2 separate regions of the Homo sapiens genome follow, and region 1 is linked to region 2. Evidence: chromatin loops called from intact Hi-C (ENCODE). Cell type or tissue: GM12878. All regions are shown on one strand. Each heading gives the region's core, and the rest is flanking DNA. Links, peaks and the distances in the headings are about the cores only.

Region 1 (5,000 bases), core at 1-5,000, 82 kb after region 2:
GACGTCTTAATAGTTATCTGTGGACAAATTTGTAAATGTAAAAGAGTTGTAGACTCAAATCCTACAGAAATTAGGCAGGAGACCTAAATGAGTGAAGTGGGTGGGTATAAAACAGAGGTGGTGGCAGGAACCCATGTTGAATTGAATAGTGGGTGTTTTGTTTAAAGGGGCACCAGTAGTAATTTTTCCTCTGTTGGAATATGATCCTAGGGCTGCCAGCTCTTCTACTTTTTCAAGAGAAGCCAGAAATCTGGATTTCATGCAAAATTTCTTGTTTTTCTTTTTATTAAAGACATGGTATGGACCAAAAAAAGATGTCTCTAGGCTAGATCTCTGCAACCTCTCATCTATACTCTATTTGCATTTTTAAAGACTATATGCAAATGTTATTTAGCAGAGCTACCTAGTTTTTTTGTGTGATGATAGCATGTGAAAGAGCTATGATACATCTTGGAAATGTCAACTTTGAAATATACAGTGACTGTGTTGGTCACTACAGAATGATCTCTGCAGAAACTTCAGTTACATTTTCTCTAAATGACACCTTTGCTTTGACAACACATTTTCAAAAAGAAAAATAGCAAACTACCCTTCCTCCAGGGCCTTAGCCACAGTAGCTCCTGCCAGCATAACACAATGCTGCACCTTACTGAGGGATCAGGAAATGTGGTTTGATTTATAATTATGGCTTCATGGGTAGAATGGTGGCCAATGTCCACATGAGCCACACTCAGTGGCTAAGATCCAGAGGGCATTTAATTTAGGTAGCCAGTGTTACAGACATAGTTTAGATTTTTGCAGCCTTGACCAATCTTAATAGATCTGTCTGTTCTTTAGAGTTACCTTTTTTTCCTGCCTCCTAGCTACCTACACCTTTTAATGCTAAATGTAGTTAGCTAGTGAATGCTGTTATTTGAATCTTAAAATTTCAGGTTGGGACAGAACCTTAAAATTCATGTATTTCAACCACCCTTTGTATGAGGCAGGAATCTTGGTTATGACAGGTGACAGAAAATTCAAACTAGCTTAATTCAGAAGGGAATTTATTGCCTTTATAAAACCAAAAAGTCCAAGGGTAGCTGCCTTCAGGTATTGTCTGATCCAGGGGTTTGTTATGTTTCCAGGACATGGTTTCCTTTATTCCATCTCTGCTTATGTATTGGCTCCCTTCTCAGATGGAAGAGACTCCCCTCATCAAGGTGAGATGGCTATGGAAGCTCTACTCACATTTCCTCTAGGTTCAAGTCCATGTAGAGAAGAGCACCTCTTTCTCTTGTTATATCTCACAGGCTCTAAATTAGCTACTAGGGCCAGTGAAAAAGCAATGTGCTGATTGACCACCCTTATCTACTCTTGGAGTTCCGGATGGAATTAACACTACCTGAATTATGTGGACCAAGAGTGGGAAAGGAATAGTTCTCCAGAAGGATATTTGGTATTGTTATTAAAATAAGGTTAATTGAATACTCACTGAACCATCTAATGCTTGAATTCCCTTCATAGCACGCCATTGGTGACTGTCCAATCTTCAGTTACTAACATGCTACCCCCAAAATGGTGTGTTTGTGCAGCTCTAATAATGACAGGGTTTCTCCTAATACTGAGATGATATTGGCATCTCCATAGTTCCAGACATTATTTCTGGTCCCAACCATAATCAACCTGTTTTGACACGGGTGAACATGTAAGGGAAGGGATTGCTCATTGTGGTCACAGAAGTAACCTACCCAATAGAAGCACACCAACTTGAAGCATGCTTCCATGATCACTGAGGGAGGAAAATGATTGGCAAGTCTCGTATTGGTCCTTGAAGCGCTCCCTATAAACACTTGTCACTGCCAAGCGTGTATCACTGGCCAAAGCAAGTCACATTGTGATATGATTAGACTTTGTGTCCCCACCCAAATCTCATCTTGAATTGTAATCCCCATAATCCCCATGTGTCTAGGGAGAGAACTGGTGGGAGGTGAATGGATCATAGGGGCAGTTTCTCCCATGCTGTTCTCATGATACTGAGTGAGTTCTCACAAGAGCTGATGGTTTTATAAGGGGCTCCTCCCCCTTCACTCCTCACTCTTCTCTCTCCCGTAGCCATGTGAGAAGGTCCAAGCTTGCTTCCCCTTCGCCTTCTGTCATAATTGTAAGTTTCCTGAGGCCTCCCCAACCATGCGGAACTGTGAGTCATTTAAATCTCTTTCCTCTAGAAATTACCCAGTCTCGGGTAGTATCAAGATAGCAGTGTGAGAACCGACTAATACGCATGGCCATGCCTAACTTCAAAGCGGCTGGGCAAGTATCATATTGCTGTGTACTTGGGAGGAGGGGAGAATCAGAATATTTGATCTGGCGACCACCACACAACTGAACTTCTCTATTTCTGTGTTCTTCTTGTTAACCATCTAGTTTCTGTTTCCTCTTGTGACACATATATTAATTAATTTTTCAATACCCAAACACAAGCCTCTAATATTTATCTTTGTTTAGTTACTTCCTAATAAACTAAGATATCTCTACATCCTGATCCTAAAATTCAAAGGCTCCACGTATACCATGGTGACTAGTTAATTCCAATATATTGCATAGTTGAAAATTGCCAAGAGAGTAGATTTTAAGTGTTCTCACTACGAAAAAATGCATATGTTAAATAGCTTGATTTAGCCATTTCACTATGTATACATGTAGGAAAACATCATGTTGTACACTACAGATGTATACAATTTTTACTTGTCAATTATAAACAACAACAACAAAACTGCAAAGTCTCCTTAGACCCACCCAATCACATGTTGTCTGCTCATTTAATGAGTAAATGCTATATAGGTTCATTCTGGACCTGGGTAAAATGATTTACGGACTGGGACCAAGTGGGAGGACCCTATTTCAATTCATTAGGTAAGGTCTTCCAGGTCAATATTTGACCATTGATTGGCACATCTGGGGTATAGTTATTTAACTGCCTTCTAGTTTACCTCAATATGACCCCTCAGTGGAGGGAAAATGGAGCACAATGACTAGAAGAATGTTGAGAGATGAGGAAAGAGAGAATGGGATGGAAAGAACATAAAATAGGAAAGCATTGACATTGTCACTTCTTGGCTATTTCTTCCTGTAAAATTTTGCCTGGAGTGCCCTACAATGGGGTCCCCATCCTCTGCCCTGATAACATCTTAGTGGATCACTCCTCTCTCCCTTTTCATTCTGCAGGACTTGCCCATTGGGGCTCTTTCAGACCTGACTGGTCATTGGGTATCTGTGGCCATGATAATCACTCTCTTCCTGGACGTGACCCTCCTCTCGTTAACCAGGATGCCTGTGTTCTTAAGGTTGGCCGTTTCCAAGGACAGAGAGCTTGCATCCCATTTCTAGGGGACTGGGGATCCAAGGACTCCATTCTTGACATTGTCTTGTCAGCCTTGAAGTGCCGAAACCCAGCATCCCTGTCTGAGGTCATCCTGTCTCTCTTCCAAACATGAGGACTTCTTAAATTTTTTAAAAAAAGTTTTTACTTGTATAAATTGAGAAGGCACAAGTGCAATTTTGTTACATGGATATGTTATTTAGTGGTAGAATCTGTGCTTTTGGTATGTCCATCACCCAGATAGGGTACCCTGTACTCATTAAGTGATTTCTTATCCTTCACTCCCCCACCCAACCCTTCCAAGAAGGATGACTATTACTCAACAGTCATTCAGTAGCCATTGGAGAATGACTATTATTCCATACTCTGTGTCTATGTGTATTATATAGTTCCCATTTATAACTAAGAATATGCATTATTTGACTTTCTCTTTCTGAGTTTTTTTTTTTTAAGATAATGGCTTTGGGTTCCATCCTGTTGCTGCAAAAGACATGATTTCAGACTGGGCATGGTGGCTCATGCCTGTCATATTAGCACACTGGGAGGCTGACGAAGGAAGATCACTTGAGCCCAGGAGTTTGAAACCAGCCTGAGCAACTTGGTGAGACTCCGGCTCTATAAAAATTAAATTAGCCAGGCATCGTGTTGTGTACCTGTGGTCCCAGTTTCTTGAGAGGCTGAGGCAGGAGGATCTCTTGAGCCCAGGAGTTCAAGGCTGCAGTGAGCTATGATCACACAACTGCCCCCCAGCCTGGGTGACAGAGTGAGACCCTGTTTTAGTCAGGACTTCAAGACCAGCCTTGCCAACATGGTGAAGCCCCATCTCTGCAAAAATACAAAAATTAGCTGGGCATGATGGCGGGTGCCTGTAGTCCCAGCTACTCAGGAGGCCGAGGTGGAAGAATCACTTGAACCCGGGAGGTGGAGGTTGCAGTGAGCCGAGATTGCCCCACTGCACTCCAGCCTGGGCGACAGAGTGAGACTGTTTCAAAAAAAATAAATAATAAATAAATAAATAAAAATAAAATCAAAGGTCTTACTCTTTTTTATGGCTGAGTAGTATTCTATTGTGTGTATGTATATATAGATATACATACATATACCACACACATACGTGTATATATGTATATATATGGTGGTATGTGTGTCTATATACACACAATGATATGTATATTAATATATATGTATATATAAATATATATACATTTTCTTTATCCAGTCATCCATTGATTGATGCTTAAGTTGATTCCATATCTTTGCTATTGTACTGTGATAAACGTATGAGTGCAGGCATCTTTTATATAATAATTTCTTCTTTGGATAGCTGCCCAAAATTCAGGTAAAAGATCTCAGTCTACAAGGCAGCTCCCAAGCTTCAAAAAATTGTCCTGCCAGATTTTTAAAAGCAAGTTTTCTCAAAAGCTTCGATGTATACATTGGTCGATTTATTTATCCATTAAAGTATTTATTGAATACTTCTTACTGCGTATGGTGGTGGTGGTGCTGAGGTGTCTCACAGTGAACACAACAGGCGTAGCCTCTGCTATTACCAAAATTATTGTCTGGTAAAGAATGCAGATGGCTAACCAGGCAGGTGCCTGTACGGTGAGATATGTGCTGTGATGGCTGTAAGCGCATGGTG
Region 2 (7,833 bases), core at 1,219-6,218:
TTTTTTTTGACAGGGTCTCACTCTTTTGCCCCGGCTGGAGTACAGTGGTATGATCAGAGCTCACTGCAGCCTCAAACTCATGGGCTCAAGTGATCCTCCTGCATCAGCCTCCTGATTAATTGGGACTACAAGTACGCACCACCATGCCTGGCTAATTTTAAAACAACTTTTGTAGAGAAGGGGTCTTGTGATGTTGCAAGACTGGTCTTGAACTCCTGGCTTCAAGCAACCCTCCCACCTCAGCCCCCAAGTGTTGGGATTATAGGTGTGAGCCACTATGCCCCTCTGGAGTGTCTATTTTTTAAATTGCCTTTCTTTTTCTCTTCCCTGCCTCCCCACCAAGAGGCAGCGTAGAGAAGTGGGCATTTGCACAGGCTACCAGGCAAGTCCCTGTCGGTCTGAATCCTAGCTTTGAGACTTCCCAGGCATATTACTTAGCCTCTCTGTATTTCAGCCTCCTTGTCTATAAAACGGAGTCAGTAACAGTACCATAGTGTGGCTGAGCAGCTCCAACTCATTGCAATATCCAAGATTCTTGGACCAGAGCTTGACACAGAGTATGCTCAGAAAATATCTGCTCTTATGATTGTCCCCAGACTACCCCAATGGTGGGGCAGCTGGCACGAGAGAAGACTGGCTCTGCAGGGTTGCTTTGCTATGGAACTGCCTGCCAGGTAAGAGTCAAAACTCAGCCATGAACTTCTGGTCACTCTGTGTAGCTGCTTTGACAGCATATTCCATTTGGGCAGCAGTAGGGAGGAGTGAGGGGAGGGGCAGATTGGCAGTCCCTGAAATTGAGATGTTTAGAATGGGAACATATAGGAAAGAGGGAAATTTATCCCTGGTACTCAGCATTGCCTGGGACTAATTCTGGAACCACTGAGGAGTTCCTTAGTATCTGATTGTTCTTGGTATCAGATATTTCCTCTGAAAGTAAATCCACTTACGATGGAATCAACAGTTTATACAAAACACATAAGGTTTTATGATCTCACTTAAGTCAGCAATCCAGAGCCCAGGGCCTCAGGTTCCTTTGAGTTTTCTGCTCCACTATCCCTGGGGAGTGACAATTATCTCATGGTCCAAAAAGGATGCTAGACGCTGGAGTCCTCACACCCTTCTTTCAGCTAGCAGGAAGGAAGAAAGGGGTAAAGAAGGGCATATAGCACATGCTCGGTGTCACTTGTTTAAGTTGCTCAAGATCCTTCTACCTACATCCTCTTAGCTAGGGTTTAATCACATACCCACACCTTGCTGTGAGGGAGCATGTGGGAAATGTAGTGTTTATTTCAGGCAGCCACTATTTAGAGGATGTTTCCATTTCAAAAATACAAGCAGAGAGAGGATGTTGTCTCTGCCACTCTGGTAGGAGGTGTGTAGGATGATCGCAAGGCAAAGAAACCATTGAGAGTAACCTTCAGGCTCTATTACATTGTCATGGAAATTGGGGACACTGCTATGGGTTGGGAGAGGAAGGATGGAAAACTCATAAACCTTGGGAAATTATGGATTTCTGTGTGCTCAGGGGAGCTTAAGAATAGATTTTCTTGCTTTCGTATGATGATAGGACGAAACTCTAGGTTGACTGCCTCATAATTTCTCCCTTTTTGTTTCCACTCTGTCTATTTCTTATAAAACCACTCTCTGGGAGGTAATTTAAGAATGTGTTTGATGACAGGGAACTGGGGCTGAAGATCCCTATTGTAAAATTGCCTAAATTCTAGAGTAGAAGTGGAACTCCTTTGACAAGCAAGGCAGATTTCTCTCTATGGCATTTTTTTCTTTGCCTTTTATTTATTTATTTATTTATTGAGACAGAGTCTCACTCTGTTGCCCAGGCTGCAGTGCAGTGGCACCATTTCGACTCACGGTAACCTCCATCTCCTGGGGCTCAAGCGATTCTTCTGCCTCAGCCTCCCAGGTTGCTGGGATTACGGGGGCCTGCCACCACGCCTGGCTAATTTTTGTATTTTTAGTAGAGATGGGGTTTCATCATTTTGGCCAGGCTGGTCTTGAACTCCTGACCTCAGGTGATCCACCCGCCTCGGACTCCCAAAGTGTTCAGATTACAGGCATGAGCTACAGTGCTGGCTGTTTCTGTGGCATTCTTTACAGGAACTTAGGACCTGCATTTGAGCTTTAATTTTAATTAAAGTCTTCTCTAAGAAGATTTTTGGTAGAGAGAAAAACCTTCTTCTTTTATTTTAAATTTTGTTTTTAGAGACAGGGTCTCACTGTGTGGCCCAGGCTGGAGGGCAGTGACATGATCATAGCTCACTGCAGCCTCAAACTCCTGGGCTCAAGTGATTCTCCTGCCTCAGTGTCCTGAGTAGCTGGGACTGCAGGTGTGTGTCACCACGGCCCTTTTTTTTTTTTTTTTTTTTTTTTGAGACGGAGTCTTACTCTGTCATCCAGGCTGGAGTGCAGTGACGTGATCTTAGCTCACTGCAACCTCCACTTCCCAGGTTCAAGTGATTCTCGTGCCTCAGCCTCTTGAGTAGCTGGAACTACAGGCACGTGCCACCATGCCCGGCTAATTTTTATATTTTTAGTAGAGGTGGGGTTTCGCCACGTTGGTTAGGCTGGTCTCGAACTCCTGACCTCAGGTGATCTGCCCGCCTTAGCTTCCCAAAGTGCTAGGATTACAGGTGTGAGCCACTGAACCTGGCCAAATACATATTTTTTAATTTTAAAATTTTTTGTAGAGATAGTGGATCTTGCTTTGCTGCCTGTGCCTGGTCTCAAACTGCCAGCCTCAAGCCAGGAGTCTCATTCTGCTTTGGCCTCCCAAAGTGTTTGTTGTTTTTGTAAAGGAAGTGACTTTGGTAGAAATAGAGAGGCAATAAAATATAGAGATTCAGAATTCTTAGCAATGAGTTGGAGTCCAGTAGAATTGGGTATGTATCTCTGATGGAGCCGCTTACTCCCTGTGTGACCTTGGGCAAGTCGTCCCCCAGCAGCAACTTTGGTCTCCTCATCTGTAAAATGGGGATAATAGCACCTAACTCATAGGGTTATGGTGAAGAATAATGAGGTGGTGCATGAGAAATAGCCACAGCAAGTATCAATGACTCTAAGTGAGACCATCAGTATTACTTGATTAGCTGTAGGAAACTGTGTCAAAGTGGGACGGAGTTCATTCTGGAACTTGTTAAATGACTAGGCCTCTTTCATGTACTTAGATAGTTTCTCTTCTTGGGTATATTTCTTCCTGGGTATTGGGTAACACCAGTGAGTGCTCAGTTCAGTGTCTGGGCCCAGAAACCCATGCCTGGTTAGCATTGTCTTTTCTTCTGAGAAAGATCTGAACTTGCCATGGACTCTCTAGAAAAACCCCAGTGTACAAATTTTCTATGAAAAGCTAGAATTGATGATTATAATGAGTAAGTTGGCTCTTCCTTTTCCCATGTAGATTAGAAAACATGTTTTTAAATCTTCTAATTGAAATTATTCTTAAAAAACCCCAAAGTCTGACATGACTCCAACTATTGTTGTTTTCATCAATATCAATCCTATCAAATCAAAGTTTATTTTAGTGTGTAATTAACACATGTAGACTAGAAAAGTTTGCACTTTTTTATATCACAAAAAAGGTTAATTTTATTTTCTATGGAAAGCTAGAATTGATGATAATGAGTAAGTCAGCTCTTCTTTTTCCCATGTAGATTAGAAAACAGGTTTTTAAATCTTGTAGTTGAAATTATTCTTAAAAAACCCCAAATCATGACATGAATCCAACCATTCTTGTTTTTATCAATATTCACCCTATCAAATATAAAGTTTATTTTAGTGGGTAATTAACATGTGTAGATTAGCATAGCATATGTGTATTTATATAACAAAAAATGAATCAAAAGTTAATTTTATTTTGGGCAGTGTTCCCTAGAAACTTATAATATGGCCCCATGCACTTCAGGTTGAATTTTCTTAGTAAAATCATAAAGAGGTCCATTTTTTCAAAAAATCACCAAGTCAGGCTGCAAGTTTAGAGGTTACTTCTATTGTTTCACTTCTCTTTCTTCCCAGAAGCAGACCCCAGAGACCTGTGAGCCAAACTCCACTCACCTTTTAGCTTATTCTAAATGTGTCCTGCGGGCTTCTCTGTGAATAAAAGGCAGAGGCTTTTTGACTTCGTGTTTGATGATTTGGCTTTTTTCTTTTTTTTACCACCTGACGGGGGATTTCAGGCTCAATGTCCCAATCGAAATAAGAATCTTTGAGTGGGTTAACATTGAGTCTTAAAAAGGAGGGCTGATTTGTTGGAGAGGCAACAACGAATTCATTTTTCACTGTAGAGCACTCAGGAGGAGTCTGAAGCTTTGTCACTGGGCAACAGAATGCCTTTCTAAGTAAATATGGAAAATATGACCTTTGAAAATCTAGCTGATATGATATATAGATTCTTAGGATATAATTTTTAAAAAATATATTATTTCCAAGCACTAATGATACTCCAGAGATACTGCCCACAACCAGATGCAGCATGTTTATAGTGTATCTAGGCCAAAAAAAAAAAAAAAAAAAAAAAAAAATAGAAGATACAGAAGAAGGCAATTGGTCAAAAGATTAACTGAAGGTTTGAAAATAATTTTATACACATTTGTACTGTTGGGGTCTCTCTTCTCTCTGTCTCTGCTTATCCTTCTGTCTCTGTCTCTTTGTTTCCATCACACATGCACACACACACACGTGTATACACACACATATATGTAAGTAGATCAATATGTTATAATTTTCACAATACGCATCTTCTTTTGCTACTTTTCAGATACAGGTCATTAAATTACTAAGTATAATTTAAAATATATGGTCTGGCCTTTTAACTCTGCAGTTCAATTAATTCTTGGGTAGATAGGGGGATCTGCTGAAAAGTTTGTCTCTGACGCCTTCAAAGGTAAGTCCCTTATGTTCTGGCATTTGCTCTAATAACATGAATTCTTTGACTTCATTCATCCAATCTCTTCATTGAAATTGTGTGAAATTCCATAGATAGAATGTTAGCCTTTTTACAGAGAATACAACATCCACAGTGTTTACATATGGCATTTGGAGGTGTGATGGCTGCTTGAAAATCCAGTAGGAAATTTGTCTATTCACCACATACATTCATTTATTCATCCATCCATCCCTCCATTTATCCACCCACCTCTCTATTCATCATCCGTTTTTCTGTTTATCTATTTGTCCATCCATGCATCCATCCCTTCACTCCATTCTCCTTCTAAAAGTTCTTTTTTTTGAGACGGAGTCTTGCTCTGTCGCCCAGGCTGGAGTGCAGTGGTGCAATCTTTGGCTAACTGCAAGCTCCACCTCCCAGGTTCACGCCATTCTCCTGCCTCAGCCTCCCGAGTAGCTGGGACTACAGGCGCCCACCACCTCGCCCGGCTAATTTTTTGTATTTTTAGTAGAGATGGGGTTTCACCATGTTAGCCAGGATGGTATCGATCTCCTGACATTGTGATCCTCCTGCCTCGGTCTCCCAAAGTGCTGAGATTATAGGCGTGAGCCACCGCGCCCAGTCTCTTTTTTTTGTTTAGACAAACTCTCACTCTTTCGCCCAGGCTGGAGTGCAGTAGTACGATCTTGGTTCACTGTAACCTCCGCCTCCCAGGTTCAAGTGATTCTCCTGCCTCAGCCTCCCAAGTAGCTGCGATTACAGGTGCCCACCACCTCGCCCAGCTAATTTTTGTATTTTTAGTAGAGACAGGGTTTCACCATGCTGGCCAGGCTGGTCTCTAACTCCTGACCTCAAGTGATCTGCCCACCTCAACCTCCCAAAGTGCTGGGATTACAGGAGTGAGCCACCACACCTGGCCTCACTGATTAAGTTCTATGTGTCAAGTTCTATTTGTCAGGAACTATTTTAGGTGACAGAATACAATGGTGAATGAAACTGAGAAAATTTCTGTTGTCATGGAGCTTATGATGTAGCGGGGGGAGATAAGACATTCTACAGATCATTTCACTCATATTTAACCTCATTTTTATTAGGTACTTTGAAGAAAATGGACTGGGTACCGGGAGAATATATAATGGGAAGCTAACCTATGTAATGGCTGGGGATGCAGTCAGTGGTCTGGGAATTAAAAAAAAAAAGCCCAACTTCTCATTCTCATTTTCTGAGGTAACTGGAGAAAGTCTGAGTTGTCAAGGAACTAGAGCTAAAAATCTGTATTGTAAAACTGCCCATATCCTGGATAATATATGCAACAGGGCTGAAGGCAGTGGCTCATGTCTGTAATCACAGCACTCCGGAAGGCCAAGGCAAGAGGATTGCTTGAGGCCAGGAGTTCGAGACCAGCCTGGGCAACATAACAAGACCCTATCTCAATTAAAAACAAAACAAAATATGTGCAGGAGACTTATCTTTGTGACATTCTATGGAGAAACCGTAAATATTTATTTGTATCATGGCTGCAAGTAAGATGAGTAAGTATTTGGTAGAACTAGCCTGTTACCTTGAGATGGCTTCTTTCCCAGTTTGACAGAGAACTTCATCTCCTCTTAGTTAATAACTCAGATAATGAGCTGACTTCCTTTTTGTTTAGGGTTTACAGTTTGAGGTGGCTGTTCTAAAGAAGAAAAATCAGACAATTTCAGAGGTGGAGGAGCAAGTCTGGGCCAATAGATTGAAAATAAATAAAAAGAGAGAGCACGGCATTTCAGTGAGAGGCATTTTGAGCTGAAAGTCAGTTTTCAGGGAGCACAAGATTACTCACATTGCCTGCCAAATACCTTCCTCACCCTGTGTCCATCTCTGATATATTACAACTCTTCATTCCTTTGGCTTAGGCAGTATTTTCTCTTGTTCAGAAGATACTTTTTAAGTAGTTTAACAATAAACAGTGTTGACTCACTTATAGAGAAAGGACTTTTGTCAAGTCTGTCTTTCTGATTTCATTAAGGAGAAAGTCTCAGTTGGTGTTAATATATCTTTAACAACCCTCTAACACAAATCTGGGCACTTAGTAGATATCTGTTGAATATTCTTTTTTTTTAATTATAAAGGAACTACAGGGAATTATGAGAATGTAAAACTATGGGCTGGGTATGGTGGCTCATGCCTGTAATCCCAGCACTTTGGGAGGCTGAGGTGGGTGGATCATCTGAGGTCAGGAATTCGAGACCAGCCTGGCCAACATGGTGAAACTCCTTCACTACTAAAAATACAAAAATTAGCCAGGTGTGGTGGCATGTGCTTGTAGTCCCAGCTTCTCGGGAGGCTGAGGCAGGAGAATCGCTTGAACCCGGGAGGCAGAGGTTGCAGTGAGCCAAGATTGCGCCACTGCACTCCAGCCTGGCGACAGAGCGAGACTCCGTCTCAAAAAAAAAAAAAAAAAAAAAAAAGTTAGTTTCTACCTATAAACCAACTTTTTTTTGAGTCAGCGAGGGTACACTTTTACCTAATGTTGAGCCTGGTTCTGTTCTACCCTGAGCTTGATTCTGTACTGGCTATTCCTCCTTGTGAACAGAGAAGGGAAGTTCAGTGTCTTTCCTGGAAATTTTTGGTGTTGTAAGGATGCTCAGTGTTCCTGAAGGTTGAGAGGAACAGCAAGGACAGGATCTGGTAGAGATGTCGCTTTTATTCAGAAGTGCTAAGCTGTTAATCATTACCATGGTTGTTATTACCTTTTAATTGCCATTTGTCCTGCTTGTTTGTGGTCTCCTGGGCATCTCCTTCCCCCTCAGCCCACAAGCAGAAAGTTGCCCTACAGAGTCAGGAGGAGAACTCAAACCCAGACCAGAGAGCTCTGATCCACTCCTATGGGTCTTGGAACTGGCTAAGTAGATGGAAATTAACTGATTCAAGATATGCAACACCATTAGTTCAAC

Evidence for each region. A loop is a pair of places that touch in the nucleus more often than their neighbours do. Peaks named below come from ENCODE experiments on the same cell type or tissue, not always from the same donor. Only the 100,000 strongest peaks of a DNase experiment are listed, where the experiment ranks them.
Region 1: a loop joins it to region 2, with 4 times the contacts of the local background. A loop is called at or near these places in 4 of 110 quality-filtered maps.

The regions. Positions count from the first base shown.
Region 1 is chr16:23,922,135-23,927,134 of GRCh38, forward strand. All of the region lies in intron 2 of PRKCB (protein kinase C beta), which reads left to right. Among named protein-coding and RNA genes, the nearest start is that of PRKCB, 89 kb to the left of the region's middle. In GM12878, for the core only: no CTCF peak of the experiment used is centred there; a DNase peak (open chromatin) is centred at 2,207; H3K27ac peaks cover 2,121 bases.
Region 2 is chr16:23,839,286-23,847,118 of GRCh38, forward strand. The region is part of intron 2 of PRKCB (protein kinase C beta); the gene reads left to right. Among named protein-coding and RNA genes, the nearest start is that of PRKCB, 7.2 kb to the left of the region's middle. RefSeq lists an enhancer at 2,883-2,932. In GM12878, for the core only: no CTCF peak of the experiment used is centred there; DNase peaks (open chromatin) are centred at 1,225, 3,146 and 4,095; H3K4me3 peaks cover 3,055 bases; H3K27ac peaks cover 4,087 bases.